Regions from separate parts of the Mus musculus genome. Here region 1 is linked to region 2. Evidence: chromatin loops called from intact Hi-C (ENCODE). Cell type or tissue: gastrocnemius. All regions are shown on one strand. Links, peaks and the distances in the headings refer to the core of each region. The heading gives the core; the rest is flanking DNA.

Region 1 (16,428 bases), core at 5,692-13,691, 140 kb after region 2:
ACTTTCTGCAAAGTTCACACTTTTAACGGTAAGACTTGGTATAATATGCATAGTTTTAAAAGAAAATAAGAATGGTAGGCAGTCACTATTTTGGGACCCAATGGCTCTGTATTGGCGTTCACCTAATAGTCAGAACAGCAGAGTGGAGTGAGCTAGTGCACGCACTCCTGAAGCCTGGATCTCCCTGTGGGCGAGAGAGAAAAACTTGAGTTACTATTTAGAATTTAAATTTTTTATGAAAACAAGACATGGCAAAAATGTGCTTTCCTGCCTTGTTCTGCAGGAGAGGCTGAAACTCACATACGAGGCGAAGACTGACCTTCTGGAATCTCAGCTGATGCTTCTGAGGTAAATGAATCATCTATTTCCAGACACATCAAAAGGGTGGGGATCTTAAGGTAGACTTTAGCAGTTGATGAACAATAGATGCAATCAAAATTAGAATTACTTGATAGCACTTCACAATGTAGTACAAAAAAAAATAAGGCAATCAGTCCTGTGCTTCAAGGTTATGGTAAGAGTTAATAAGGTACATATGTTAGGTGTCTCCTGTGCTCAACACTATGCATGGCGGTGACGATACTCTCTGTACTTGTACTGTTTCCTGGACTTAGCCTACAATTTTTTCACTTTCTTTTAGGAAAGACTTAGCTGAATACCAGAAAACCTGTGAGGATCTTAAGGAAAGATTGAAGCATAAAGAGTCTCTTCTGGCTGCGAGTGCATCCAGCCGTGTGGGTGGCCTCTGTTTGAAATGTGCTCAGCATGAAGCTGTTCTTTCCCAGACACACAGCAACGTGCACATCCAGACCATCGAGAGGCTGACTAAGTAAGTGTGCCTTGTGTCCGGATCTTTGGCCACGGAGGACATTGTATCTATAAGGGCATGTGTCCTTTGATCTGATGGGGAGTCACATACAGTTAACTTCAACTCCCAATAAACCAGAGTTTAGATGGTCCCTTCTCTGTAGCTTTCATGAAGAAAGAGTGGCGAAGGTCGGGTCCGCCAGCCATGGGGAAACGTCTTAGTTCAAATCTCATTTGAGGTAAGAGGATTGAAATAGGTAATCCTCATGGGTCACGCAGTTCAGTGACTGCAGTCTCAACAGCCTTCTTCACAAGATGGGTGTGACTGCACCTCTTTAGATTGCGTCGTGTCTTGGATTTACAGTGTGGTTTAGGCAGAATGGGCTATCAGCACATCTTCTTCACGTGCCTGTTGCAGAGCATATTCTGATGTCACAGGAAGAGGATGCAGCTGTCACAGCATCAGCAGAGGAAGGCTGACTAGGGGGTGATTACAAAGAAGCTATGTTCAAATTCTTGCCCAGGCTGAAATACCACAGGCCCCCATGTGCATTTCGTGATCTAGTTTCACTCTCCTGAAGGAAGTCTTTTCTCTTCTGTAAAATTTCATTCAGTAGAAATTGAAAATTATTGGTTATTATAAAATCCAGTGCTGTTTTGCAGTCTGTGCTTTCCTATGCTCATTAGTCTTGACCCATCTCTGTCTGCTGTGCTCATCTCAGAAGCTCAAACTGCATTTATTTCCAAGTTATTCCCTCACTAAGTCCCACCCAGTAGGTCCTCAACTGACTTCATGCTTTCCTCTGAATCTTTAGAATACATCATGTCCACTTGAGAGCCACACTGAGGTCTTGTTTATTGCTTCAGCTCTGGGTCCTGCCAGAGTCCCTGGCCTTGTTGTTCACTCAGTGTTCATGTTCTGACTGGTAAGTCAGAGATCCCATAGGCAGAATTGATATACAAACATGGAATGACTGATCATTAAAGGCAGGCAGATATTCTTTACAACAACTTGCTTTATTGCTCTGAATGGAGTTTTCTATTCTGCTATTTTCTGGGAAAATATACAAAGGCATCTTTACCTTATGAACAGGAGCACTGAGCTTTGACACAGACTGCCTTGGATGCATAGTCTAGTTCTTCCACTGTTTGCTGTGTAATTTCACTGGGGTTGTCTAGCCTTTCTGGGTCTCTGTCTTCTCACTTTTAGAGCATATGAGGTGTTTGGGACAGTAGTTGAGATGATATCTATACAGTGCTTCTTTGTAAATGCTCAGCGTTCTTCTGCTGAGCAGTATCTACATACTAAACACCAGAGCCTCTGCACTTCACAGAGCATAAGAAGGTTTGATGTTTCTGCCAACGGTGACTTCCACACACGATTAATGTACTGACTGCTGTACAAAACCCAACTTGCCAGTAGGGATGACTGGTAGCTGATGGCCTTGATTTTGCTAAGTATGTTGTGAGTTATTATTAAAGCTTTTACATATATTCAATAAAACACACACATGCACGCACACACACATGCACACACACACACACACACACATATAATATTTTTCCTACCCAAATAATAGTGAGTGTTATTTGACCAGGCCTGAGCTAGGTAATTGAAAAACATAGTCTCCTTTAATCTTAAAATGCATTGTGTAAGGCAGGCACTGTTATGTGCATTTATAAGTTGGGAAGCAGTGGCTCAGAGAAATTAAATTTTTCTTTCTATTTGATAAAAATAAAATAGAACTGTACTTTGCAAACTGAATTATGTATAAAGAGCCAAATGTAGTTCAGACTATAAAAGTATTAGAAGTAAACTGATAGCTTTGGACTTGTATCCTCAGCATGACATGCAAAAGTGAAAGTCATAAACAGCAAAAGATTATTCCCTTGAGTCATTAAAAAATGACCTCATGGGCATCGGGGGTGGTAACCCACACCTATGGTGACCGAGCTCTGTAGGCTAAGGCAGAGGATCCAAGCCAGTCTGAATATAGAGCAGGATCCTGTCTCACAGAGCGTAAGGTTCCTTGTGTAGCTCAGCGGTGTGACACTGATCCACATGTCCAGGGTCTAATTCGCAGCACTACAGGACAATTTTAATTAATTGACTTAATTTACTTAAAGTAAAATATTGCCAATTATAGTAAAAGACTGGGAACATGCTTGCCACGGGTAACTAACTACTAGAGTATGTAAGCAGTTTTGAAATAAAACATGGCAGACTGTCCAGTTGCACTGTGAGTAAGGGGAAGAGGCTGGTAAGAGAGGAAGCTGTCAGTTATCAGAAGATATTTACACGACTAAGAGCAGCCTACTCCATCGGACTGGCCATGACTAATGGTGGATGATTCCACTGAGACCAGGATTTCCGTGCCTTGCCGGTGGCACAATGAAATCAGCACAGCTACTTTGCAGGATGATGTAGCACTCTCTATTAATATTTAATTTATGTGTTATAGTTTCCTACAAAGAAAAGGTCATGTACACACATTAGAGCATCATAGAGAATGCTTTTGTAGCATTATTTGTAAGGGTGTAAAAGCCTGAGCATCCTTCAAAAGAAAGAACTAAACTGTGGTATATGTCAGCTATGCCGATTTATGGAAGAATCGGGGCTGGAGAGATAGCTCAGCCAGCACGCTGCTTGCTGCAAAACATGATGCTCTAAGTTCAGTCCCTGGGAGCCCAGAGAGTGGAAGGAGTGCCCTGAGTCCTATAAGCTGTCCTCTGGCCTCTACAGTGGTACTGTGGCACATACATGTGTAACACACACACACAGTAAATAAACGTGAAAACTTAAAAATTGTATGCACAGCCACACACAGAGTTCACACAGATTTTGTATATCCACATACACATATGTGAAGACCCATGTGGTCTAGTGTGAGCCTAACTCCAAAGTAAATAAATGACCTAGGATAACAGCAAAGCAAAACCATTTGATTTTCTACTATATATCATAGTAGATACTTTCTCTAGGGTCATATATGTATAGAGAAAAAGATTTGAAAGAATGCACATCAGATATTTAACAGTAGTTAACACTGAAAAGGTAGAAAGGGGCCACAAGGATTCAAGATTTGTTTCAGTCTTTAATCCCATTGGTCTTTAATCTAATTTTACATGGAGATTATGAAAAAATATTACGATGATGTTTTATAATAAGTAGATGTCAAAGGCAGTTTTAACTAGTCAGTCTAGTGGAATCAACCAACAAATAAAATCAGCGTGCACCTCTATAGCATTGGCCTTCTAGGCTGTAGAGAACATGTCGAATGAGAGTCACATTGATTTATATTGACTGAGTGTCTGAGGGAGATTACAGTGTTTATATTGATCGGATGTCTGGCTTTTGTTTAGAAAGTAGATTCTTGTCATTTATGAATTCTACTTTTGTTATCTTAAATTTGATCTCAGCCTTTGAGAGGAAGTGCTGGCCTACTTAGTGCACATTTCTGCTGTGTCAGCAATGTGGCCTTATGTTCCACTTCAGTCACAGAATAGGGCGAAAGGTTTCTGCTTTTCTTATTTTTATGGATTGTAAGACTCCCTTTGTGTAATCTGATATTTAGACCTTTCCAACTTATTAGTGCACAATGCTGCCTACTGAGCATGCCGCTGACTTTGAAAAGCATCCAGCATGCCTTGGGTTTGGATTTCTAGTTTTGTGTACTTAATGTCAGTCAGTGCGTGCTACATGATTTTAATGTAGGATTTGGGAACTGAACCTTAAATGTGATAAATCCAAAGAGCTTGCTGGAGCCTTGAGAAACATGAACTTGTGAAACCAGTCGCCAGCTACTCCTTCCGCACTCCAGCAAGATCTCTTCTGGATATGTGAACCGTAAGTGACATGTGGTAGACAGGGAGGGCGTGAGGCATACCACGGGGACCAGACCACCCATGTTTCTGTGGTGCTCCACACTGGGGATCGTAGTAAGTCACTTAAGATGTGTTAATATTGCTTGTGTTTTTAAAGTTGGTTTGAAATCTTCTGAAGTGTCTTCCACTCAGGCTGCTTTGTCCCATAAAGTAGGTAAAAGCAACGCCAATTTCTTTTATTCTCTTTCATAATGATCAAATTTTAATAGTTTTCAGGTGGTAGTTGAAAATTCTTTAGAGAAATCCTGGATACTTTTTTTTTTTTTGAGGAGAAATGATTCCAGTAGTGCTGTCCTGGGTTTTGGTCCATTTTGTGATCATTGGCAGGCTTCTGTCCAGCTGGCATTAAACAGCTGCAGCAGGGAGCTTTCCAAAAATGAGGCACAAAGAAATGTTTCATCAGCCTTCTAGACTTTCCTTAAAGACAGGAGTAATGATGCTTGTTAAAACGCTGTTTACTGCAAATGCATAAAATTGACAGTGACTTAAAGCATTATTGCCTAGTAGTTCTGTATTTCCAGATGAGGTTGATTCATATTTCTTTTATTTATTTATTTATTATATGATTTTTTTCTTTTCTTTTTTTAAATTTAATTTTACTTGTAATTCATTTTTTACACTCCATATTCCATTCTCCTCCCCTCTCCATCCACCCTCCAGCTGTTCCACATTCCACACTTCCTCCCCACCCCACCCCATCTCCACATGGATGCCCCTACCCCCCACCCCACGTGACCTCTAAACTTCCTGGGGCCTCTGTTCTCTTGAGGGCTAAGTGCTTCATCTCTGAATGAACACAGATCTGGAAGTCCTCTACTGTGTGTGTGTTAGGGGCCTCATATCAGCTGGTGTATGCTGTTTGATGGTCCAGTGTTTGAAAGATCTTGGGGGTCCAGATTAACCAAGACTTTTGGTCGTCCTACAGAATCGCCCTTCTCCTCAGCTTCTTTCAGCCTTCTTCAACTCAACCACAGAGATCAGCAGCCTCTGTCTATTGGTTGGGTGCAAATAACTGCATCTGACTCTTTCAGCTGCTTGTTGGATCCCTCGGAGGGCAGTCATGTTAGATCCCTTTTTGTGATTCATGTTTCTTAAAGCAACCTTCTCCTATGTGTATTTACACCCACGGCTGACGTTTTCAGGGTCTTCACCTGGCTTCCCTTGCTCCGACAGTTCATTAAGTTTCTGATGTGCTGCACTCATAGTGTGTGCAAGGGCTTTTCCAGTACAGCCCCATCCCTACCCTCACAGGTTGTGTTCTGTGTGTTGTCTTTACCCCTGCCTGCTTTCTACCTGGGCTGTGGAGTACTGTGAGTTCAGTTCATGGGGCTGGCTCACCTTCACCAGGAAACGCCCTGGCTGAGACCCTGGGGTGATCATGTGCTGTTTTTAAGTTTTTGTACAACTTTGCCTCAGAAGATGATGTCGCATGTGTCTGTTCCACTGTGTCCCTTTGTCCTCAGGCCTAACACTAGTTTTGTCCTCTGGACACAGCCTCTGAAGGAGGACGCACCTGCCCACAATCCACCTGGCTACCTGCCATACTATTGTCACATTTCTGAATACCCAGTAGTCTTGACAAATGCAAGAGGAAAGTGTAGGGTGCAAAGTGGGAGATCAGCTAAGAAAGTGACAGGCAGATGAAGATGGGGGTAGAAGGAACCAAGGCTCCCCACTGACGAGCCCAGGCTGCCACCAAGAGCTCTTTGTTTCCTGAGTATACAGTGTTGGGTAAGGAGTGGAGTTGAAACACAGCCAAAGGCGAGATGCAGCGCTAAGTGTAGGACCCTGAGCTTGCCAGGATGGCTCTCCATAACCTCCCATGGCCATAGGAGGCGCTGGAGTGGCTCACTCCCACCCGTGCAGATGTTTGTTTGCCATCTCCTAAAAGATGATTTTAATGAAATGTCTGTGTTTGGGGCTCATTTGTAATGATTTTCTTTGGCTTAAGGGTTGATGAATTTATATCCTAAAGCATCTTGAACTAGAAGAATTAACGTTTACTTTGCTCTTCTAAATAATAACTTGACTTTTTCCATGTAAATCTTACAACATTATTACTGGGAAATCTCTTTTGGTATCACTTATGAAGTCTTCCTGTTATGGATGTCCTTAGTCATACACTTGAGCTTTTTAGTTTATTTTAATATGGAAAGATAGTAGACTCATAAACAGATTAAACTATTCTAAAGTAGTTTAATTTGTGGCTTTAATTTTACATGTATTTTTTATGTGCATGTGTTTGTGTGCACACATGCATTCCATGGCAGAGAGCCTCTCTCGGGAGTTGTTTAACTCCTCCCACCATGTAGGTCCTTGGCATGAGACTCAGTTTGTCATCCCCAGCAGCAAGCGCTTTCCCCACAGTGAGTCATCTTGCGGCCCCGTACATATGTTCTTCTTGTCATTTATTTTGTCTAGGATCTACTATGTGACAAATACTACTCTTGATAGAGGGTGCCCTGAAAATAAACTAAGTGGCTTAAAGCTATCTCCGTGAGAAGCAGAGGTGGTCGCTCTTGGCCTCGCAGGGTCAGTTAACTTGTTTTACATTCACTGGGCAGCTTGCCGTTCTCTTTGGGGCTGGGAACCTCGTCCTTGTGATAGAGTAGTATCAGGGCAGAGAAAGGATGCCACCGAGCTATAACGTTTTTGCTATTCAGTAGCTCTCAGGGAGGCGAGCACATGATTCTCAGACTGCTTTGTGCTCCTAAGGGTGATTTTCTTCCAGGTTCATAGGTCCTTGTCATTTGTGTATCCCGGTTTATGTTATTTACACTTTTGTTTTGAAACTCAAATAAGTACAAATTCTGTTTTGCTTGCATTCCTTTTTTACTTTAGAATGATAAATCTGCTTTTGAGTCTCTTACTCTCCCACATAATTATGCCTCATAATATTCAATCAGAACAATTTACTGTTTTTTATTTCACTTAGGATAAAAATTAAGTAATTTTCATGGATTTAAAACAAATCAGGAAGCTCATCACCATTCCATGAATTTTATGCTATTTGTAACAATTTGTGGTTTAACAAAAAGAGCTTTTATGAATGTGTTCAGCATTACATGTTTCTAAAACTGTGTGTGACTATTTTCCAAATACCACAGATAGTTTAAAATCTTTTCTTCGGGAGATTTGTGGAGTCATTAGTTAGTTTAGAAGGGTATTTGGAATCAGTGTTTGCGATCTTCCAAACCACTCTTCAGTGCTTGCTTGCAGCTTGCTTGCTTGCAGCTTGCTTGCTTGCAGCTTGCTTGCTTGCAGCTTGCTTGCTTGCAGCTTGCTTGCTTGCTTTTCTTTCCTTTTTCTTTCTTTTTATCCCAGTTGCTTCTTCTCTGACAGTTTATAATCTGGCAGCGGGTTGACGCTGCATGAGAGAGCTGGTCATGTTGATGGCGCACAAGATGGCACATGTACAGTCCAGCATGCTTTTCACTCTGCTTTGTAGATGTAGACAATTTACCACCTCATTTCTCTCATTGGCACCGTGGGTATGTACAGTTTTAAACTATATCTTTATTTTGCATATACATGTGCTAGCTTGTCTGCATGCTGCATGGGGTCCTGAGAGACCGAATGTAGATCTGGTCGGGAACCACTTGGTGTGGGTGCTGAACCCAGGTCCTTGTGAAGAGCAAGTTCTTCTCCCTGAGCTGTCTCTCTAGTTCCCCCTACTACGGATTGTTGTACAGTGATAAGTTTCGAAATATCCTGAGAGTTTGTTATGGAATTCGTTTAACCCGGGAAATTGGATCTTAGCAATTTTTCATGTCACAACATTGGTATTCTGCTTACTCAACAAGCAGCCCAGCCTAGTGGACATCTGAGGCTTATTAAGGGAGGGGTGGAGCTTGCCCAGGATTCAGACCAGTAGCCAAGATTTTGTTCAATTAGAGTGTCAGCTCCTAAAAGATACAACTGGAGGGCTTGAGGGGTCCCATAAAAATACCCACTGAAATAAAAAGCAGAAATAAACAGCAGACTTCATAACTAGCTGAGAGAATTTGACTGGGGGTGGGGGAGATGAAAATGAGGCCACGGAAGGATTAAAAGGAAGTGTGTCCACCAGTCCTAGCAAGCCAGAGTAGACAGCACGTCAAGGCCTTTGAACCCCCACCCCTGCCTGCTAACGAGTGAGACCAAGGTTTCTCTTCAAATATTCTAAGTCTTTCACATAGACTTCCTCATTGGTAAAGCTGCCTTTGATGTGCGCACTCTTCTGAACTTGGTTGCCTGTCCCAGCTCCTTCACTTCCCTTTTCTAAGTCATTCCCTCTTGCTGAGGCCTCTCTCTGTGGTCCTGCATATGCCAGCCATTTCCAAAAAAGGGTATTGTCCCATGCAGATGTGGTCCTGCCTGGAATGCCGCAGTCCTTCTGCCACTCTGCCTGCCACTTGCCGAAGGAGGACAGAGGGTCGTTCTCTGGGTGGTGCTTGATGCGTGCTGAGCAGGCCCGCCATAGCACTTCTAATACACACGAGTGCTTCCCTTTCTTCATTTCTTACCTGGTGTGTTCTTTTTGTGCTGACAGAGAGAGAGATGACTTAATGTCTGTGCTAGTCTCTGTGCGGAGCAGCTTGGCAGAAGCGCAGAAGAGAGAGACAAGTGCCTATGAGCAGGTGAAGCATGCTGTGCAGATGACAGAGGAAGCCAACTTTGAGAAGACCAAGGCAAGTCTGATGGGTGGAAAGGGATATAGCACACAGCCACTTTCCACATGTGTATTTCTCTGATTATTTTTTACAACTGAACTAATTGCAAACACACAAAACAGATGTCAGTCCACAAATGTTGACTTCTCTAAATTAAAATATATATATATTATTTGGAGAGTTCTTATTCTTCTGTAAATATTTCTGTTCTGCCACTACTCAGAAGTGTAAAATAATGTGGGAAAGTGCTTTGGGAGACCTGCTGGTGTGCATAATCTTGTTTACAGATAGGTAGTCACTACAGGCAGCCTCTGATGGTTTAGTCTAGCTTCACTTCTGGCCTGAGCATCTCTCAAGACCTAAGGAGCATCCATGGCAGTCCTCTACTGCCAGGAGTGGAAGGAGCTCAGCTCCACCTCCCTTATCAGGAGGGACTGGAAACTGAGCCAAAGCCTGCCCTTCCCCACTGTGATCTACCCATCAGATGCAGCCATAGCTGTGGGAGAGCATCTCACCCAATACCTTTGACTCTGCATCTTCCCTCTCTCTGGTTACTTCTTTCTTTATCATTTCCTTCTCCACAGCCCTCTTTTCTTGCTGAGAGGCAAGCTCCTTTTCCAGTCTTTCTGTCTGCCTCTCCAGCTCACTCTTCAGCTGCTCACACTGGATCAAAGCCTGCAGGCAAGAGAGCGAGAAGGGACGTCAGGAGTGGGAAGGCACACCAGGGAGAAAAGAGGCAATGATACCCTTTTTTATTTAAGATAGCTCAACCCCCATCTACCGATATTGAATACTGTATTTTATTATACACAGACACATTTTTAATAAAGTCCCTTAGTATCACTTACAATTTAGTCCACTCCCATTGACTAGAAAACAACTTTCTGTTATCAGGATGGACATTTTACAATGCCAATAAAAGTTCATAATTGAAAAAACCAAAAATTTTCCTTGAACCAAAATTGCCTATTATGTGTTTTCACAAATAAAAACTCTCTCGCTACCATCATCGATAGCATCCAAACATAAACTAGGATTTCAAAGTTATAGTTTAAAAGCCTCAGTGAAGCTAGGGAGCCTGGGTATCTTGGTCTTGTTCCAGTTATTTGTGCCTGCAGCATCTGCCTCACCCAACTTTAATTTCCCTATCTTTTTGGTGGTGTCTTTCCGGGTAACATTCTTGTCACCCTTGGTCAAGTGCAGTCGGGCTTTCAGCAAGTTCCAGATTGTGTTCGTATTGAACTGTTCACTTCCTCAGTACCAATCCAGGGCCCACCCTCCTTTTGTCCTCATCACATTCACCCTCATGCAGTAGCTTTGGAAGTGTCAGCTGTCCTGTCTTTACGGCAGTCTTTTTCTTCTCCTGCTTGGCTGGCACGGTCCTCCTGTGGGTCTTCTCTGTGTGGCTCTGTGAGGAACTCTTGGGTCTGGTTTACTAAACCCAAGTGTGGCTTCCCAGTCCTGCCCGCCACAGTGTCCGATCTCTTGAGATTCATTCCTCCTTCATCCATTTCCTCCTTCATCCATGGCCACTGAACACGACATGTGGCTTTTTCCTGTCACTGCTCTAGCTTGAGCTACATCTGCTGTGAGCATCTTCTACACAGCCCCACTTTCTATCTACTGCATCTTTGCCGTTGGTTTGCTCACTAATACTACTTTGCCAGCAACTCAGACGTATAGCATTTACAATATCTTCAGCCCCTGCCCACACCTCACCATGACTCCAGTCCCCTATGTGCCCACCGTTCCCCTCCCACACTCTGCTGAGCGTTTACACCACGTGTGCAGACTATTGCTGTAGCGTCCTGACTGCCCTCCTGGGTTCCCCCTGTTCCAGTGTGTCCTTTCCACTATCTTAGGTTTTCTGGGTTGTAACTATCTCCCTAGGGAATCCCTCTCCTGAAGTATAGGAAGAGATACGTTTCCATGCATTATCTTCCACCACACTCTTTCGTGCAGATCCAGCATGTGAATTCTAACAGCATTAGCCTGAGCTCTCTGAGCCCGTGCAGGCTGCTCTGTGCATGCATAGATGGCACACTTGATCCTCATAGGAGGCACAGTTCAGGTGGCACTCTTTGTAGACATCCCTGTGTCCTGTTTTTTTAATATTTTTTATTAGGTATTTTCCTCATTTACATTTCCAATGCTATCCCAAAAGTCCCCCATACCCTTCCCCCCACTCCCCTACCCACCAACTCCCACATTTTGGCCCTGGCATTCCCCTGTACTGGGGCATATAAAGTTTGTGTGTCCAATGGGCCTCTCTTTCCAGTGATGGCCGACTAGGCCATCTTTTGATACATTTGCAGCTAGAGTCAAGAGCTCCGGGGTACTGGTTAGTTCATATTGTTGTTCCCACTATAGGGCTGCAGATCCCTTTAGCTCCTTGGGTACTTTCTCTAGCTCCTCCATTGGGGGCCCTGTGATCCATCCAATAGCTGACTGTGAGCATCCACTTATGTGTTTGCTAGGCCCCAGCGTAGTCTCACAAGAGACAGCTATATCAGGGTCCTTTCAGCAAAATCTTCTAGTGTATGAAATGGTGTCAGCGTTTGGATGCTGATTATGGGATGGATCCCTGGATATGGCAATCACAAGATGGTCCATCCTTTCGTCACAGCTCCAAACTTTGTCTCTGTAACTCCTTCCATGGGTGTTTTGTTCCCAATTCTAAGAAGGGGCAAAGTGTCCACACTTTGGTCTTCGTTCTTCTTGAGTTTCATGCGTTTAACAAATTGTATCTTATATCTTGGGTATCCTAAGTTTCTGGGCTAATATCCACTTATCAGTGAGTACATATTGTGCGAGTTCCTTTGTGATTGGGTTACCTCACTCAGGATGATGCCCTCCAGGTCCATCCATTTGCCTAGGAATTTCATAAATTCATTCTTTTTAATAGCTGAGTAGTACTCCATTGTGTAAATGTACCACATTTTCTGTATCCATTCCTCTGTGGAGGGGCATCTGGGTTCTTTCCAGCTTCTGGCTATTATAAATAAGGCTGCTATGAACATAGTGGAGCATGTGTCCTTCTTACCGGTTGGGACATCTTCTGGATATATGCCCAGGAGAGGTGTTGCTGGATCCTCCGGTAGTACTATGTCCAATTTTCTGAGGAACCGCCAGACTGATTTCCAGAGTGGTTGTACAAGCTTGCAATCCCACCAACAATGGAGGAGTGTTCCTCTTTCTCCACATCCTCGCCAGCATCTGCTGTCACCTGAATTTTTGATCTTAGCCATTCTGACTGGTGTGAGGTGGAATCTCAGGGTTGTTTTGATTTGCATTTCCCTGATGATTAAGGATGTTGAACATTTTTTCAGGTGCTTCTCTGCCATTCAGTATTCCTCAGGTGAGAATTGTTTGTTCAGTTCTGGGCCCCATTTTTTAATGGGGTTATTTGATTTTCTGGAGTCCACCTTCTTAAGTTCTTTTTATATATTGGATATTAGTCCCCTATCCGATTTGGGATAGGTAAAGATCCTTTAACAATCTGTTGGTGGTATTTTTGTCTTATTGACGGTGTCTTTTGCCTTGCAGAAGCTCTGCAATTTTATGAGGTCCCATTTATCAATTCTCGATCTTACAGTACAAGCCATTGCTGTTCTATTCAGGAATTTTTCCCCTGTACCCATATCTTCAAGGCTTTTCCCTTATTTCTCCTCTATAAGTTTCAGTGTCTCTGGTTTTATGTGGAGTTCCTTAATCCACTTAGATTTGACCTTAGTACAAGGAGATAGAAATGGATCAATTCGCAATCTTCTACATGATAACAGCCAGTTGTGCCAGCACCATTTGTTGAAAATGCTGTCTTTTTTCCACTGGATGGTTTTAGCTCCCTTGTCAAAGATCAAGTGACCATAGGTGTGTGGGTTCATCTCTGGGTCTTCAATTCTGTTCCATTGGTCTACATGTCTGTCACTATACCAGTACCATGCAGTTTTTATCACAGTTGCTCTGTAGTACAGCTTTAGGTCGGGCATGGTGATTCTACCAGAGGTTCTTTTAACCTTGATAAGAGTTTTTGCTATCCTAGGTTTTTTGTTATTCCAGATGAATCTGCCGATTGCCCTTTCTAATTCGTTGAAGAATTGAGTTGGAATTTTGATGGGGATTGCATTGAATCTGTAGATTGCCTTTGGCAAGATGGCCATTTTTACTATATTGACCTTGCCAATCCATGAGCATGGGAGATCTTTCCATCTTCTGAGACCTTCTTTAATTTCTTTCTTCAGAGACTTGAAGTTCTTAACATACAGATCTTTCACTTCCTTAGTTAGAGTTATATTATTTGTGACTATTGAGAAGGGTGTTGTTTCCCTAATTTCTTTCTCAGCCTGTTTATCCTTTGTGTACAGAAATGCCATTGACTTGTTTGAGTAATTTTATATCCAGCTACTTCATTGAAGCTGTTTATCAGGTTTAGGAGTTCTCTGGTGGAATTTTTAGGGTCCCGTATATATACTATCCTATCATCTGCAAAAAGTGATATTTTGACTTCTTCCTTTCCAATTTGTATCCCCTTGATCTCCTTTTGTTGTCTAATTGCTCTGGCTAGGACTTCAAGTACAATGTTGAATAGGTAGGGAGAGAGTGGACAGCCTTGTCTAGTCCCTGATTTTGTGGGATTGCTTCCAGCTTCTCACCATTTGCTTTGATGTTGGCTACTGGTTTGCTGTAGATTGCTTTTATCATGTTTAGGTATGGGCCTTGAATTCCTGATCTTTCCAAGACTTTTATCATGAATGGGTGTTGGATTTTGTCAAATGCTTTCTCAGCATCTAAGGAGATGATCATGTGGTTTTTGTCTTTGAGTTTGTTTATATACTGGATTACGTTGATGGATTTCCGTATATTGAACCATCTCTGCATCCCTGGGATGAAACCTACTTGGTCAGGATGGATGATTGTTTTGATGTGTTCTTGGATTCGGTTAGCAAGAATTTTATTGAGGATTTTTGCATCAATATTCATAAGGGAAATTGGTCTGAAGTTCTCCATCTTTGTTGGGTCTTTTTGTGGTTTAGGTATCAGAGTAATTGTGGCTTCATAGAATGAGTTGGGTAGAGTACCTTCTGTTTCTATTTTGTAGAATAGTTTGTGAAGAACTAGGATTAGATCTTCTTTGAAGGTCTGATAGTACTCTGCACTAAACCCATCTGGTCCTGGGCTTTTTTTGGTCGGGAGACTATTAATGACTGCTTCTATTTCTTTGGGGGATATAGGGCTGCTTAGATCATTAACCTGATCTTGATTCAACTTTGGTACCTGGTATCTGTCTAGAAACTTCTCCATTTCATCCAGGTTCTCCAATTTTGTTGAGTATAGCCTTTTGTAGAAGGATCTGATGGTGTTTTGGATTTCTTCAGGATCTGTTGTTATGTCTCCCTTTTCATTTCTGATTTTGTTAATTAGAATGCTTTCCCTGTGCCCTCTAGTGAGTCTGGCTAAGTGTTTGTCTATCTTGTTGATTTTCTCAAAGAACCAGCTCCTCCTTTGGTTGATTCTTTGAATAGTTCTTCTTGTTTCCACTTGGTTGATTTCGCCCCTGAGTTTGATTATTTCCTGCTGTGTAGTCCTCTTGGGTGAATTTGCTTCCTTTTGTTCTAGAGCTTTTAGGTGTGTTTTCAAGCTGTTAATGTGTGCTCTCTCTAGTTTCTTTTTTGTAGGCACTCAGAGCTATGCGTTTTCCTCTTAGAAATGCTTTCATTGTGTCCCATAAGTTTGGGTATGTTGTGGCTCCATTTTCATTGAACTCTAAAAAGTACTTAATTTCTTTCTCTATTCCTTCTTTGACCAAGGTATCATTGAGAAGAGTGTTGTTCAGTTTCCATGTGAATGTTGGCTTTCTATTATTTATTTTGTTATTGAAGATCAACTTTAGTCCATGGTGATGTGATAGGATGCATGGGACAATTTCAATATTTTTGAATCTGTTGTGGCTTGTTTTGTGACCAATTATGTGGTCAATTTTGGAGAAAGTACCATGAGGTGCTGAGAAGAAGGTATATCCTTTTGTTTTAGGATAAAATGTTCTGTAGATATCTGTCAGATCCATTTGTTTCATAACTTCTGTTAGTTTCACTGTGTCCCTGTTTAGTTTCTGTTTCCATGATCTGTCCATTGGTGAAAGTGGTGTGTTGAAGTCTCCTACTATTATTGTGTGAGGTGCAATGTGTGCTTTGAGCTTTACTAAAGTTTCTTTAATGAATGTGGCTGCCCTTGTATTTGGAGCATAGATATTCAGAATTGATAGTTCCTCTTGGAGGATTTTACCTTTGATGAATAGGAAGTGCCCCTCCTTGTCTTTTTTGATGACTTTGGGTTGGAAGTCAATTTTATTAGATATTAGAATGGCTACTCCAGCTTGTTTCTTCATACCATTTGCTTGGAAAATTGTTTTCCAGCCTTTCATTCTGAGGTAGTGTCTGTCTTTTTATCTGAGATGAGTTTCCTGTAAGCAGCAAAATGTTGGGTCTTGTTTATGTAGCCAGTTTGTTAGTCTATGTCTTTTTATTGGGGAGTTGAGGCCATTGATATTAAGGAAAAGTAATTGTTGCTTCCTGTTATTTTTGTTGTTAAAGTTGGCATTCTGTTCTTGTGGCTGTCTTCTTTTAGGTTTGTTGAGGGATTTTTCTAGGGCGTGGTTCCCGTCCTTGTATTGTTTGTTGTTTTTTTTTTTTCTTTGTTATTATCCTTTGAAGGGCTGGATTCGTGGAAAGATAATGCGTGAATTTGGTTTTGTCATGGAATACTTTGTTTTTTCCATCTATGGTAATTGAGAGTTTGGCTGGGTATAGTAGCCTGGGCTGGAATTTGTGTTCTCTTAGTGTCTGTATAACATCTGTCCAGGCTCTTTTGGCTTTCATAGTCTCTGGTGAAAAATCTGGTGTAATTCTGATAGGCTTGCCTTTATATGTTACTTGACCTTTTTCCCTTACTGCTTTTAGTATTCTATCTTTATTTAGTGCATTTGTTGTTTTGATTATTATGTGTCAGGAGGAATTTCTTTTCTGGTCTAGTCTATTTGGAGTTCTGTATGCTTCTTGTATGTTCATGGGCATCTCTTTCTTTAGAT
Region 2 (16,428 bases), core at 4,635-12,634:
GCCTGGCACCTCCCCACTGTCTACTCCAGAGCTCATATCTATTCCCCATTAGTCCAAAGGCTGTATAGAAATACTTGCTTGCTGCTGCACATTACAGTAGATCTGCACCTCAATGCTGGTCTAGGGAATTTGTTTCCCCTGGTTTATGACTCTGCCACCCTTGCCTCCTAAACAGGCAGAGCAAGCCGTGAGGAGCACAGCCAGTAAGGAATCCTTCTCCTTTTATGAAATGACCCAGTTTGTGAAACAGGGTAATATTAATTTCATTAAGTCATTAATAGTCTTAAAGTATATTACATGCCCAAGATTATCACTTTATGGGCTGTATGACCTAGAGCAATTGCTAAATAAATGGTAGTGTTGTCTACGCTCACATAGCCATGATCAGAACTCCAACCCTTGGTGAACACTGGAGGCTTATGAGCTGTACTCCTCTTTCGCTTCCCTTCATTCACCTCCATTTTATACATTTTTCTATTAGAGTCATGAAGGAGAGGATTAAAGGCCCACCATACTTTGAACTCAAACCCCAAGAAAAAATATTTCTTAGACTAACTGTCAATATGATTGATGGGCAGGAAGTAGCATAAGAATGTGATAAAATCAGAATACACAGCTCACCACAGTATGACCCTGGGGACAGGACAGTAACCTGAACAGATGTGGGGCTCTCAGAATGTCAGAAATATCCAAAAAGAGCATGGTTCCAACTTTCAAAGGGAATGTAGGCTTCCTCAGTAATTGGCAAGTGAGAAATGGTCAGAGCATCTTCAACAGACCAGGAGGGAGGGAGAGGGGGGAGAGGAATTGGATTAAACCAAGTAGGCTGGGAAGGCTGGTCTGTCTCAGAACATTAATTTGGGGAGATATTAGGTTAAGCTTTGCAGAGAGGTAATGCTAGCCCATAATAAATGTCTGCCCTCTCTCTGTTGGCCTCAGAAATTCCTGGGAGATGACAATTTATTTCAATTAAATCCACTGCTCCTTTGACAGTTCAGTTTCCATGAAAGAGAAGGCAGTTGCCTGGGAAGATCATTTTAGTTCAAAGGAATACTAGAACCACAAATAAAACTAATTAAAACGATTGAATGTTTCTAGAAGCATATATATATATATATATTCTGTAGGGGTATATGTATTTGTGTGTGTGCGTGTGCGTGTGCGTGTGCGTGTGTGTGTGTTCACACATGACCACACATGTGTGGAGGTCAGAGGACAACTTGTAGGAATCCTTTCTCTGCCTCCACTGTATCCTAGGGTTAGAAGTCTTCAGGTTTGGTGGCAAGTACTAGTCATCGCATCAGCCTAACAGACCTCTTTAAAATATGGGTTCTACTTAATATCAAAATATGGGCACTTTCTGATACAAATAATAGGTACAAAGAATTCATTAGGAGAATATTTAGTATCTGATGGGATTGATGGGAAGTCTAGAGAGCTAGACTTGGAAAATATAAATCCAAGAGTAAGAGAAGTGCCCCAGAAGGTCATGGCACATGAGCAACCAGTTTAGGGGATGGCTATTACCAGTGGTCCTGTACCAAGCTGCCCACTGCATTTTGAGTTCATCCAGCTGGATCCAGCCTAGGATCTGTACCCATGCCTTTCCTCTGTTCCAGGCTTCTTTATGCCCTCTGAGTGACCTGGACAATTTGGAAAGCAAAGCCTGGAATTCTTACAAAATGAGAAGGTTGACCTTATTCTTCTCAATTCCTTCTCATTGTGCTTCTGGCCTCGGGTAGAAATATACCAGTCAACGGCACCTAGGGACGGCAAATCAGATTATCTCAAGGTTTTTCAGTTCATAGACACTGAAATTTGAGTCAGAATCAAGGTGAGCCAAACACACAAATTTCTTCTAACTGTAGTTCTTTGAACTTTGTGGGTTACCCACTTTATTCATTCCAGGGAGGTTTGGGGAATATTGTATTATCACTCTGCTCTGTTAGCTATTTCAACACTCTAACCATAGCACCTTAGGGAAGGACAGGTTTATTTTAGCTCACAGGTTGAGGGTACAGACTACTATGGAGTGAGGAGGTCGGGGGGAGAGGAACATGAGGTGGCTGGTCACATCAGATCTGCAGTAAGAAGCAGGCGCAGTGAGAATAAGTAGGTAAGCAGCTCCCTGTCCCCTTTTGATTCAGTCTGGGCCCCCAGCCCAGTGGTGCCAACCACGTTCAGACTAATGGCCATTGGTCTACTCGGTAGCCTGCTCTCTCAAGGGCAGGCTAAGCAAGCAGCTTCTCTGGTGATTCTAGATCATGCCAAGTTGACAATAGTAATGGCCATGCCTACTTAATCCCTTCAATCACCTACGTCAGATTTGTAAGTTCAGTAAGGCTCACAAATCACACAACTTTCCCCCAAACCACATGGCTGGTACAAGAAGGGCCAAGCCCAAAGACATTAGATTCCAAAATTCAGGATATTTTTACAACTTCAGTAGAAAGCCTTACTGGGAAAAAAATTAATCACACATCCTCAAAGTTATGATACAGGGAAATTAGAAGTCCCTTGTTGAGGGGTTCTTAGTCTCATTAATAAAAGATTTTAAGAATGAACCCAAGTAAAAGCTCAAGAACAATATTATTAAAATTTTTAATTGAAAAGTTTGCTTTCATATAGTATATTTTGATCACATTTCTTCCTTTTCGCAGCTCCTTCCAGCTACTTCATACCCCCCATCCACCCAACCCCATACCTTTTTTCTCTTTCTCCAAAACAAACAAACCAAGAAACACACAAAATCAGAAACAAAAATGTGTGAGGAAAAGAGCAATAAGACACAAAAGGTCCTAACAAAGCTATAGGAGACAAAAAACAAAAACAAAACAAAACAAACAAACAAACAAACAAACACCCTACAAAAATACCATTGCACTCATTTTGTGTTGGCCATCTGCTCTTGAGCATGAGATCTACTCTTGAGAAGGCTAGGCTGACTCCATGACAGGCTTCAAATTGGCAGTGAAGGAGACTAGGCCTAAATTCCTGTTTCCAAGAACTCAGCAATTCCAGGCAAGACCAGGCCTCACAGGCTGCCCAGCCACCTGGCTTGAGGCAAGGACAATGGGTCAGCAGCAGTTTCCAGACCCCCAAAAGCAAGTTTCCAGCCCCCACACCCCGGTAATGGAATATCCTAATGGAATGTCGGTAGAATCAATCGACCCAAAAAATTAACATAGAGGTCACCTACCTCAGAATTCCCTAATGTGCTTTAAAATCAGGGCTGAAAGCTCATTTGGATGTCTCTCTATTCTGGTAATGGGAGACCCCAGCATGCTGGACTTCTGTAGAATAAAACACTCTTTGTGTTTACATATTATTTGAGTCTGGGGTTTCATTCTTTGGAGAATCATGGACCCTTACATTCTGAAGTTTGGTTAATATAGCCAGTGAACCTCATTGAAGAAGACCAACTTTTCCTGTACAAGTAGGTATCCATTGCAGATAGCTTCTTGATTAGGAAGGGAAACTTGTATCCATTTCCCCTCTCTCAGAGCTGGGAACTGTCTGCCTTGAATGTGTGCAGATTCTGTGCATGCTGCCGTATCTCTGTGAGTTCATATGTGCATCAGTCCTGTTGCATCTGGAGGACAATTTCTTTAGAGTCATCCACCACCTCTGCAGTTTTCTGTCTCCTCATCCTGATCCCTGAGTGAAGAGTTTGATGAAGACATGCTATTTAGGAATGAGTGCTCCAATGTCTCTCACTCTCTGCATATCGTCCAGTTGGAGGGGTCTCTGTGTTAATTCCCATCTAAGAAAGAAAAAGTGAGTGAAACACAGATATGTGTCCGAAATCCCTTTCTTTTATTAGATTTTAAAGGAATAACTCCAGGACCATCAGACTATAATCTACAGTGGAGGCTTGCGGAGGGAAGGGGAAAAGCCACACTGTTTAAGTGGCCACGAAGGTTAGACACCATGGCCAACAAGCAACCACAGGATGGGGCAGAGATGTGGAGAAAGAGTGAGGAAGCCCATCATATTGGGGGAGGGGATGCCAAAGTGTTAAGGAAAACATGCTGAGAAGAAAATCAGAAGAGAAGGAAACATTACAGGAAAGTAGGCAAAGTTAATGCCCAACACTAGGATAAAAGTTGTCAGTAGTCTGAAATTCAAATGTAAGCAGGCATCCTGTGTTGTTCACCCAGGCTAACAACCTGCAGAGACCCCTCTCTGGGTACACCTTCAAGCCCTGTCCTGTTCCTTCCCAGCACTGTCCTGGAGAGGGACTGAGAAGGCAGTGTTACGCAAACAGTCATCTAAAAGGGAGATGATTTCTGTCACCGTTTGAAACAAGCTTAGGGTTATTGTTTCCACTCCAACCTGCAATTGGTGCTCCTGTTCATTATAAAGAAGTGTGGGGCTGTGTTCCCCTTTGTATAGTCTAAACATACATTTGAAAATATGTATGTGGGACCAATGTGTGTTGTGTGCACGTGAATGTGCCAGTGTGCATGCTCACACAGGGGTCAGGGGTATTTTCTGTCACTCTTGCCTTATTCCTTTTAAGATAAAATCTCTCACTGAGCTTGAGGCTCACCACTTGTCTTCACTCCCAATATCTAGAATTACATCACACACATAACCCTATGCCCACTGCTTTATATGGATGCTGGGGGTGGGGGTTAAACTCTGTCTTCACATCTGCAAAAACAAGAACTATTTCCTACTAAGCCATCTCTCCAGCCCTTATTGTGGCCTAGTATCCTGCTACACTGGCTGAAAGGAGTGGTGTAGAAATAACACGACAGAGACAGGAGAAAGCTTGTTCTTTCTTGAGAGATACCTGGGATAGTGACACACTTCACAGGCCCTGTATAAGTGCGTCTCTGTGGCTCCATCCCTTCCTATCATGAAATGGTGAGACTTCAGGCTGCAGCTTGTAGCACATGCAGGTGACGATGGGGGACTTGAGCAAATTCCTAAGGGAACAGTACAGTTAAACCCAACAACTCAAGTTTCCCTTAAGTGAAAACACCACAGGCTTCCCTGCAGGAAGGCATTCTGTTTTCTAAGTCACAAAGCTTTTATGAAGACTAATAAATTAATGTTGTCAGTGGTGACTGGGAACTTTGGAAAGCTATGGCGTGTTTTAGAAATAATTATTGAGATATTTAGTATGGACCCTACAAAACAGAAATACGAACTAGAAGACTCTTATGAGGCACATTGTGGAACTGAAGAATTGGGCTTTAGGGTTTTTTTATACTGACTGAAATGTCATAGCTGAAAAGGACTAGTGACCACATTTTATGTACCATAACATTAAAATAATCATCAAATAGAAATTTTTTAATAGGCAAAGAATCCAACCTATGGCATAGTCCTAGTAATAACAAGAGCCATGACATCACATTATAATTATAAATATTTTAATACCTGGAATAGAGCTTGCCAAAAAAAACCGCATTTGCTTTCATACAACATATTCTGATCACACTTCCTCCTTTCCCCAGCTCCTCCCAGATCCTTTGTATCCCACCCACCCAACTCCATACCTTTTTTTTCTCAAATAACATATTTCTCCTAAGACATGTGGAATTTTTTTAAAGGTTCTGGCTTTTTTGTTTTTTTGTTTTGGTTTTGGTTTTGGTTTTTTTTTTTTTTTTTTTTTTTTTTGGTTTTTCGAGACAGGGTTTCTCTGTATAGCCCTGGCTGTCCTGGAACTCACTCTGTAGACCAGGCTGGCCTCGAACTCAGAAATCCGCCTGCCTCTGCCTCCCGAGTGCTGGGATTAAAGGCGTGCGCCACCACGCCTGGCTAGACATGTGGAATTTAATAAAGTATTAGTTTAAACAAACCAAAGCAGTGTCTGTCACATATTTAACATGACTGTGCATTATACATATCTGAAAATAGGACGTCAATGCATATCTTTTCAGTATTTACCCCAAACTTATTTATTTCCTTAGATTCTTTTTATCCACAGAGTCTATATTAGTATTTCCTGAAAATGTGTCAGGAGATACCACGAAAGTAGTTTGGGAAATATCAGTGCTGGATAAAAAGACACAATGGAATTTAAATATTGAACCTATACAGTACTACATTTTAAAAAATATTTATTTTTATTTGTATGCATGTGTATGTATGTACATTTGCATGTAGTGCCTTCAGAATCCAGAAGAGGGCAACAGACACCTCCACTTCTGAAGCTAAAGCGCCAGATGTTTGTGAAATGCCTCAGGTACTAGGAACTCATATCCTCTGTCAGAGCAGCAAGTGACTTTAACCACTAAGCCATCCATCCCCACAGAACTACTTTTGAAATGAGTCTATACTAGCGTCTTGTGTAACTGAAGAATTAGGCTTTAATTTTACTTATTTGTTTGTTTGTTTGTTTTTTATTGCTTGAAATGTAAGCACTGCACAGGACTGGAACTTAAGGCTGTTTGTTATTTTGAAGTTGGTGTCTTCTTTGATCACAAGCCATACTTCTTAGCCCTCAACCACCTCACCCTGTTATCATTTGTGGCTGTGCTTAATAGAAAGTTTTAATTTAAAACCTAAAACAGTTAGTTTAAATTTTTCTTTAAACATGAGTATGTTTTTATGTTGTTCTGTTTTTTTTTTCTTGTTGTTTTTGTTTTTGTTTTTTTTTTTGTTTTTTGGTTTTGGTTTTTTTTGGTTTGGTTGGTTGGCTGGTCATTTTGTATTGGTTTCTCTGTGTAGTTCTGGCTGTCATCAAACTCTCTCTGTGGACCAGGCTGGCCTCAAACTCATAGAGATCCTCTTGCCTCTGTCTCCCAAGTTCTGGAATTAAAGGTGTGCACCACCACTGCCAGCCAGAGCGTATTTTTAAAGGGTTTCTTATAGAAGAAAAAAATGGAACACTCTTCAGATATAATGATTCAAAACAAGATCTTGTCATTATGTGTTTGTAGACATTGGTTTATAGTCATAGTAATTAATGAAAATAACTAAAAATTTCAAACTTTTCAGATGGAGAATACTATCTAAATTTTTGTGTTTTATTTTAGTTATAAAAATATCAAAAAATTGTAGCTTGTATATATCAATGACTTTACTTAGCATCAGAGCTTTGGGTATATTTGTATATGTGTATTTTAGAGGTTGACTTGTAATTAAAGATACTTTCAGATTAAGCAGATTTAACATGGAAACCTTTATCCCTGAAGTAATTTACCTATAATTTCTATTTCTACCAAGATGCAGTAACATAGGCCAAATTTATCATTCCCAAGCAGCAGACACAACATACAAAGCAGTAAGTTTCATATGTACATAGACATAAAGGAGGGTGATTGAGAGGCTCATGCAGATATGTTCTAAAATTGTCCCCATTTCTTCCCCAGAGGGAGTTTCCGGGTTTGGCCTAGAGAGAAGGCTTCCTTTAAGGCCTAGCAAGATCAGAACTTGGTATCCAGGCAGCTAATGTTTACAAAGTATACAGGGAAGAGAGAACTTAACAGAGACGGTGTGTGTGTGTGTGTGTGTGTGTGTGTGTGTGTGTGTGTGTGTGTAAAGATGCCTGGAGAGCCTTCTTCTGAATCCTGAGAATACATTTCTAAGGAAAGGATCCTAGGGTCATTGTCTAGGAATACTTTGGGTTTTTGCTCCCCCTGGTGTTAATCAGTTTTCTGTTTCTATGACAAAATGCCTGATATAATCTATTCAAGATAAATAATTTTTTGTCTCTCAGTTTCCAGGGTTTAAACAAATGGTTGGTTTGGCTTTCCTGTTTCAGTGCAAGACTGAAGCAAGGCAGGCACCATGGGGGAGAATGCATGAGGGAGCAATCTTGTGCAACATGTAGCGGGCCACACCAGGGTCTAAATAGCTTCAAGGACATAATCCCAGCCACCTAGCTTCCTTCTACTAAGGCCTATCTTCCATTGGTTGTAACACTTCCCAATAGTGCCACAGTGTATCCACCATGGGCCTTTGAGTACATTCAAATTCTAAAATATAATACTTCTAACTAGGTTAGAAAAACATCATAATTCATGTACTGTGTATATCAATAGAAGGATTTTGCATCAATATAGAGATAAAATTAACTTGAGACTAAAGACTTTGCTGATCCCATGTAATGAAGATTAGCCTAAAAAGAATCTTATGAGAATAAAGCTCAAGAATGTTTTAGGAATACAAAGTTATCCATCACTCAAGAAAAAAAATGTTTAGCATCTAGCCAAATTTATTAGGCATGCCAAGAAGCAGCAAAGTGTGACTCACAGTGAGCAGAAAAACAAATTAATAGAAATAGACCTTGAAATAGCAAAGAGAGTAGAACTGTTAGACAATGAACATCAGACTGGTTATAAATACTATGGCCCATTTATTCAAGATAGTAAAGAAGAGATGAAGCATATTAAGTAGTTGTGAAAGATATTAGAAGCTCTTTTATATTTATTTATAAGAGGCACATGCCTGCCATGTGTGCATAGGTCAACTATATGCAGATGGTATTTGATTTCTTTCCCATCCTGAGAGTCACAGGGATCAAACTTAGGATGTCAGGCTTAGGGCAGATGTCTTTACTCACTGAGAAATCTCACCAACCCATAAAAAGGTATTTTTTAAAAAGACATTGATCAAACTACTGAAGATCAAAACTGTAAAGTCTAAGATGAAAGAGATATTAGAGAGATTAGTGGTGGATGGGCACTTCAGAAGGAAAGATTAGTCCACCTAAAGACTACAATAGAAGCTAGCTTAAAAGAGGAGTACAAGGGGAAAACACTTAAAAACGAATGTAGCCTCAAAGCAAAGTTAGGGAGCTAAGTTCCGTCTATTTGGATCCTGGGAATAAGAGGTGAGTGGGAATAATGGGGGAAGATATTTGAAATAGTCATAATCAAAACCTTTGTAAATGATCAGCTTATAGACATAAGCTCTAAATCCCCAAACACCAGAAATAGGAAGAAAACAACATTAAGGTACAACATAATCAAACTGCTGAACACAGTTGAAAAGTCTAAAAGTAGTCTGTGGTGATGTCCCAGGGTAGAAGGATACCCAGGGAACCCCCATCCTCTCAAGAAGGGGGGAGGGATGCATGGAGGGTGTCTGGGAGGGGAGACTGGGAAGGGGAAGTGTTTGATGTGAATAAATTAATTAATTAGTTAGAAATAAATAAAATAAAGCTAGTCTGTGAATTGGGAAATAGAAGAAAATCCTTCCAGAACTCAGAAAAAAAAAGTGCAGGTTGCCTTTCTGTACCTACCATGTCTCTCACGGTTAACCAAGGGCTCCAGAGTGTGCCCCGGCCTCTCCTGCTTAGTAATACTTTTCTTCCCAACTGCTGCCATTCCACTGGGAAGCATTTGCCCATAGCAACCATAATAATGAAGGATTTCCAGAGGACCAGAAGCACTGGAAGGTTTTATAGAAGACAGAAATACAGGTATGGATGCTAGAGAGATACAGACAGAGATAAATTTAGAAATGGAGACAAGTATGATAGGGGCAGAGGTGGAGATCTTAGAGAGGGAGACAGAGACTGGAGAGGTGAAGAGAGAGACAGAGATGATAGAAATAGAGATGACATAATAAGAACTAGGGATGGTAGTGATGGATGTTGGAACGTAGACACAAAAACACGGGATCCAGACAGATAATGATGGCAGAGATAGAAAAGAGACAGGAGGGATTTTAACACAGAGATTTTAACCTTACACAGTTATGGGTTCATTACTGGTGACGTCATCTCTGAAAGGCTGTTATTTTCATCTCTGATGCTGGGGTCTCCAGTCCCTAGAGCTCAGAACTGGGAGAAAAGACGGATGTACAACGAAGACAGTGAAGACATGAAATACACAAGCTTGTGTTGGAGCCCACAAAATGGACTGAAGTCCACACCCGTACTGCACTGCCCCTGATGGTGTAGGTATGAAGTGGAAATTTCTAATTTCTTTGGAAACCCAGTTGTGTCAAGTGATGGTTTCTGGAAGCTGTCTTGTGAGAGGATGTTTTGCTGAAGCAGACACATGAGAGGGTATGTGACAGTTTGCTGGAGCAGATGCTGAAGTAGGCACGTGTTGTTTGGAAAGAGTATAAGTAGAACCCCACAGACAGTGACAGGGTGCTCTTGCACTGTGACATCGTGCAACACTTGGCTGGTCTTTTTGCTGGTCTTCACTGGCCATGCAACGCTTTGCTGGTCTTCATAGAAAGAAACACACCAAGGAATTCCTCGTGTTATTCCGACTGATTCTTGCTGCTTCCGCTTGAGCCACTGCCCCTGATTCATGTTAGGTGTCTGTTATTGGACTGGACTGCCACTACTGATGCATGTTTGCTGTTTACTATTGGTGTAGACTGTTGGTATCCTGATATTAAAGAGTTGAATTGTTCCCAAACCACCCACTCCTGATTCCTGGCCCTGGCATTCCCCTATACTGGGGCATAGAACCTTCACAGGACCAAGGGCGTCTCCTCCCATTGATGACCGACTAGGCCATTCTCTGCTACATATGCAGCTAGAGCCATGAGTCCCACCGTGTGTTTTCTTTGATTGGTGATTTAGTCACAGGGAGCTCTGGGTGGGTACTGGTTAGTTCATATTGTTGTTCCTCCTATGGGGCTCCAAACCCCTTCAGCTCCTTGGGTACTTTCTCTGGCTCCTTCATTGGGGACCCTGAGCTCCATCCAATGGATGGCTGTGAGCATCTACTTCTATATTTGTCAGGCACTGGCAGAGCCACACAGGAAACAGTTATATCAGGCTCCTGTCAGCAAGCTCTTGTTGGCATCCACAATACTGTCTGGGTTTGGTGGTTATTTATTATATGGGATGGATCCTCGGGTAGGGCAGTCATTTAGTCTCTGCTCCACACGTCTCTGTAACTCCTTCCATGGGTATTTTGTTCCCCCTTCTAAGAAGGATTGAACTATCCATGGTCTTCCATCTTCTTGAGTTTCATGTGTTTTGTGAATTGTATCTTGGGTATTCTGAGCTTCTAAGCTAATACCCACTTATCAGTGAGTGCATATCATGTGTGTTCTTTTGTGATTGGGTTACTCTACTCAGGATGATATCCTCCAGATCCATCCATTTGCCTAAGAATTTCATAAATTCATTGTTTTTTATAGCAAAGAACTAGTTCTAAACAGGTGCGTGACTCTGGTTGGTGGGCTAGTGTTGCAGCAAATCTCCTTCCAAATATACCCCAGCAATGAAAACACGACACAGTTAATATGATAAATGCTGCGCGCCTAGATTGGGCAGATCTACTGCTATACTACCATCTTCCACAGCTCATGAGACCCCTTAGAACTCACCGTTTCTTCAGGCCATGTGCTTCTGCTATGCTTTTCTTCTTCTTCTTCCTCCTCCTCTGCATCCTCTCCCTCTTCCATTTTCTCCTTCTTCTCCCTCCTCACCTTCCACTCCAACTTCCCTTTTATCTGCCCAATCATCAGCTCTCCTTTATTTTACCTATTAAGGTGGGAAGCAGGTTTACAGGAAATCACCTGAGTGCTGACTCATTCCTTGTTCGAATCCACTCACAGGAGGATAGAATTAACATCAAATATAATTAGCCCCAGGGCTATCCACAACAGGCTAGAAAGGAGGCTGAAGTATTCAAGAACCCTAAATAAAGTAGGCTTTAAAAACTCTAAGCCTACAAAGTTATACTGCCAAAGTCAATGATATTGTGGAGCTGAACATAAATGCAGGAAAAAAACTGAAAGAGAGACCATAGAAAGAGCCCTGTCTTGTTTTTTTTAACAAAGTGAGCCAGCAGGTAAGTGAAAAGAAGTGCCTTATAGGGCTGGCGAGATGGCCTCGTGGGTAGGAGCACTGACTGCTCTTCCAAAGGTCCTGAGTTCAAATTCTAGCAACCATATGGTGGCTCACAACAATCTGTAATGATATCTGATGCCCTTTTCTGGTGCATCTGAAGTCAGCAACAGTATACTTATGTATAAAGATAATTTTTTTTTTAAAGTGCCTTATAAACTACGTGACTTGCTTCCTCACTAAGCTTCAATAGAATTTTATGCTGTGGTCTATCCTTACCAGATATCCAGTCAATAAGAAAAGGAATCTAGCTAAATGTAATTCAAGCTAAATTTGCCCAAGCTAAACTGACTCATTAACAACAGCAACTAAACCACAGCAACTATAATGGCATTTGTAGGGGTAACCGAGATTTTCCAATTGCCCATGCACTTTCTGGTCCCAATTAGTGTTATCAATCAGACATGCATCTGTGGGACGTCTATCGAAGCTTGTCAAATAATGAATTGTTTGGTAATCACCTTCCCTGTGTTTAGAAATTCTACCTGAACACTGTGATAAATTTGCCATGCGCAAGTGGCCCGTGATGCCTTTCACTGATGAGACAACTTACGGATTTTTTTTTAAAGCAAGCTAGTTCTATAAACCTGGTCAAACCTTCTCTTAATCAAGGTGCATCTGAAGGACATGGTAGAGACCAGCTGGCAGCAGAGCACAGGGCTGGGGTTGACAGGAAGACATATTTCCACATATAGTTCCATATCTACATTCTTAATTCTGAGGAGTTTCAGAAACTCATATTTCTGTGTCAGGTTCCTCATGCATATAAAAATCACTGATACCTCCTCGATCCTTGAAGTACTCGGTAAAAAGAGAATGGCATTCTGGGAAGGATCAACCTGATAAAAAAGCAAACCAAGAATGGGGACAGGCTGAGGATCCATGCAAGGCAGAATAAACCCAGGTCCTCAACCAACATCACTGAAAAACACGGGTGGTGAAAGAACCTAGTGGGGAAACCCCCACTCAATTCCTGATTCGGCGTGCACCCAAGAATCATGAACAGACAACCATCTTGATGTAAAAGCATGAGGTAGTTTAATGATGGAGCCACAGGAGACAGAGGTGTCGACCATATGGCGGAGCCATAATGGCAGAGTTCCGGGTCGAACCGAATCTCACGTAGGAAATAGTGGATTTGACCCCGAGGCTTGGAAGCTAGGGACTTTTATAGAAAAGGGGTGGGGCTGGGGGAGAAATTGGCGCGGTTTCACATGATTGGTCCATTTAAACATCAACAGACTGTCAGAAGAGCGGGAGATAGGGAGGCACCAGGCCAGTCAGGACATGTAACGACGGACCTGCCCGGGCATGTCCTGGCCTGTTCTGCTATGTTCTCAGCCCCAGATTTCAAAGCTCACAAACAACTCTTTGGGCTATTTGACATAAATTACATGAATCACAGGTCTCAAGTTTTATTTCCTTTCAGTGGCCCGCCTCTTTAAAATAATTATGCGCTGAAGAGCTGCACTTAGGAGGCACAGAGAGATCTCAACCTGGTGACAGAACCGCTTTTGTGCAGGAATGACTAACCGTTTTTCATTCTCCAGGATGAGATATGAGGTGCCTGTTTGTCGCTGATTGAGGACTGATGAGGTCTTACTATTACCCATGAAGCGTTAAATAACAAATGAGTAACTTATAGATGTGAACAACATTGGTGCTTGAGGTTTGGTGTAGGGAAATGTGTGGTGAGAGACAGCCAAAGCCTTTCTAAGACAAAGAGTAGAGAGTTGCAGTATAAAGGATGGAGAGTATGCTTTGGGAGCTGGGGATAGCTCAGGTAGGAAAGTGCTTTCCATGCAAGCATGGGGACTTGAGTTCAAACCTCAGGATTCATATAAAAATCTGGGTCTTGGTTGTTTGTGATTATTGTCCCAGCAAGGAAAGAAGAGACAGGAGAATCCCTGGGGCTTGCTGGTCAACAGGCCTATCCATGCACATGGAAAAAAATTAAAATATAGAAAAAAGATTTTTTTTCCTCCCTGTTGCCCCTGCTTAAAATTATGATTGGCCTTGGATAATCTTATTTGGCTTGTTGGAGAATTTCAAATGCTTTGTATTATCAGTATCAGTCATGAAGAGCACAAGTAGGCCTCCATAAGTCTTCTACATTGGGCACCTAATGAATCTGTGATGCAAGCAATTCCCTGCCACATTGCAATTGTCTACTTTTCCTATTCCTTCAATTCTGCACCCAAGAAAATACAAGCATGTGCTCTTTTTTTCAGAGATTGGTGATAGGTTATTGGCCGTAAGTCTTCCTCCAGGCTACCCATTTTAGACTATAAATATGCAGTTCTTCCCAGTATGAACTTCCCTCATTCAGTCATTTGGACTTGGCCATGCATGGAACTGCCTGTGCTGATTAGATAGGGGTAAAGATGAGAGTTTTGGAGTTCTGCACAGGAGCTTTAAGAAGGCCCATGTGTTTCCTTTTTCCATTTGGGTTTCTGCCATTTTTGGAGTAGAACATGACTCAGTTGGTCCTCTAGTGCAAGGAAGACAAAAGATTTACAGGACTGCCTCCAGTTCCCAGCCAAGCAATGCTGAGCTGAGATCAGCCCATCCTGAGCTAATCCCAGCTCCCAAGCATGCCAGTCGTTTATGCTGTCTGTTAGGCAGCCAAACAAAGCCAACAGTTCAATAATTTTCCAAGTCTCTGTGATATTCCAGACAAGGATTAGTATCAGGGCCTACATAGATATGCAAAGTAGATTCTTATCTCCTGACGGTCTCATCTCAACCAGATGAGCTCTCTCTTCTGTCTCCTCATAGAACAGATTCCCAGGCTACCCGGTCTCCTGCTCCAATATCATCATCTTAGGTCATAATTTCCATAGCATTCTCCTAATTGGTGGCTGTCACAGTGCCAATCAAGAAAGCTAAGAACCCATTACGGAAATTCTCATTAATGTTTGGCAGCCAGATTTTCAAAGAATGCTTTCTTTTCTCCGAAAATCAAAGTCATTAAAAGATCACTTTAAACACGAGGTTCTGGAAGAGCTGCATATGTATCTCCATGCAACTGAGTGTTTTTATTTTCTTTGTCTAGGATGCTGGATGTCTCTGAATTGTTCATGTCCAATCTCTTCCATTTGTGACTCACAAAATGATGACATCAATAGTCTATAGACCAGTAATTGATAAGCCTTGCCAAAACAGCAAATGTTCTCTGCATGTTAGGGCAGGTCTAAAGTTTTAGCTACTTGGAGGTTGAAGCCAAACAATTCTTTGAGCCCATGAATTAAAAATAGTCTGAGCAGCATAGTGAGACTCTGTCTCAAAAGAAAAATGGTCAAGCTTTTCTTAGGGTCCTTTAAAAAATAATTTGGTGTAAATTTACATGAATCTCATCCTTGGAAACTTATAGGAAGAACTGTTTAACTAGGTCTTAAGCTCTGCAGGCCATCTTGTTCCACTTCTCAATCTCTTGTCTGGACCACCCTGAACATCTGGATATTTTTCTGTACCTTCATAGGTCATCAGTGAGTGGACTTTGAAGGAACTGACCAGTTTACCACTGTCTAGATCCTGACCCTACCTGCTTCTCCTGGTTCACTGACTCCCTTAAACCCCAGGGCCCTCAGTATTATGCAAGTCATCTGCCTTTACATCAGGACTTAGAATTCTCCTCCACACACAGCCACTTCACTTGACTCTCCAATTCACTAACCATCCATTGAAAAGTACAGCCAATGGGAGATCATACCCCAGACCAGTTTCTTTTCTATGGTTTTGATAGAGCAAACCTTCATTTTGGTTGATGCTTCAACCCATCTTAAGGAGGAAGGAAGGAGGGAAAGGATAAGAAGGAGGAAGAGGATGAGAAAGAGGAGAAGGAGGAGAAGGAGGAGGAGGAGAAGGAGGAAGAGGGGGAGGAGGAGGAGGGGGGAGGAGGAAGAGGAGGAGGAGGAGAAGGAGGAAGAGGGGGAGGAGGAGGAGGGGGGAGGAGGAAGAGGAGGAGGAGGGGGGAGGAGGAAGAGGAGGAGGAGGGGGAGGAGAAAGAGGAGGAGGAGGGGGAGGAGAAGGAAGAGGAGGGGGAGGAGGAAGAGGAAGAGGAGGGGGAGGAGGAAGAGGAGGGGGAGGAAGAAGAGGAGGGGGAGGAGGAAGAGGAAGAGGAGGGGGAGGAGGAAGAGGAGGGGGAGGAGGAAGAGGAGGGGGGAGGAGGAGGAGGAGGAGGAGGAGGAGTAACTGAGACCCAACTTCCATCTGTCAGTAATAAATGACTTGCTGCCTTGGAATAGACCCGGGTAAAGCAGAATCAAATGCCATCCTAGAAATGTCAACAGTCACAGTACAATAGGCAGGTTTACAATGCACATCAAAACCGATTAGAATTATTGAGGTGCATTCCAGGTTACAGAGCCGCTGGCTGGTGTGAAGATCAATAAATAATTCTGGCACATGGTGAATTTAAATTACATCGCCATTTGTAACTTGGTGTTCATATGCTGATCAGATGCCAGCTACTTGATGTGGTTATAGTTTTTCCTTGCCTGTCTTAAAAGGATTAGACACTATCCCAGGAGCACCAAAGAGTATTCTGAAGAGACTTAAGAAAAAATGAGATTCAAGTCTGACCTGCATGCTTAGAAACCACTTTCAGATGTGGAGTAGACCTTGGCCTTCCTTAGCTTTGTGAA

What was found. Hi-C counts contacts between places; a loop is a spot of excess contacts. Peaks named below come from ENCODE experiments on the same cell type or tissue, not always from the same donor. Only the 100,000 strongest peaks of a DNase experiment are listed, where the experiment ranks them.
Region 1: a loop joins it to region 2, with 10 times the contacts of the local background. A loop is called at or near these places in 39 of 42 quality-filtered maps.

What each region holds. Positions count from the first base shown.
Region 1 is chr1:176,844,541-176,860,968 of GRCm38, forward strand. Sdccag8 (serologically defined colon cancer antigen 8) reads left to right here. Exons shown (of 18, transcript NM_029756.3): 7 at 284-348; 8 at 641-829; 9 at 9,224-9,362. Among named protein-coding and RNA genes, the nearest start is that of Sdccag8, 38 kb to the left of the region's middle. In gastrocnemius, for the core only: no CTCF peak of the experiment used is centred there; a DNase peak (open chromatin) is centred at 9,777; H3K27ac peaks cover 751 bases.
Region 2 is chr1:176,706,448-176,722,875 of GRCm38, forward strand. No RefSeq gene overlaps it. Among named protein-coding and RNA genes, the nearest start is that of Gm26104, 14 kb to the left of the region's middle. In gastrocnemius, for the core only: a CTCF peak has its summit at 6,139 (motif pointing right); a DNase peak (open chromatin) is centred at 6,144.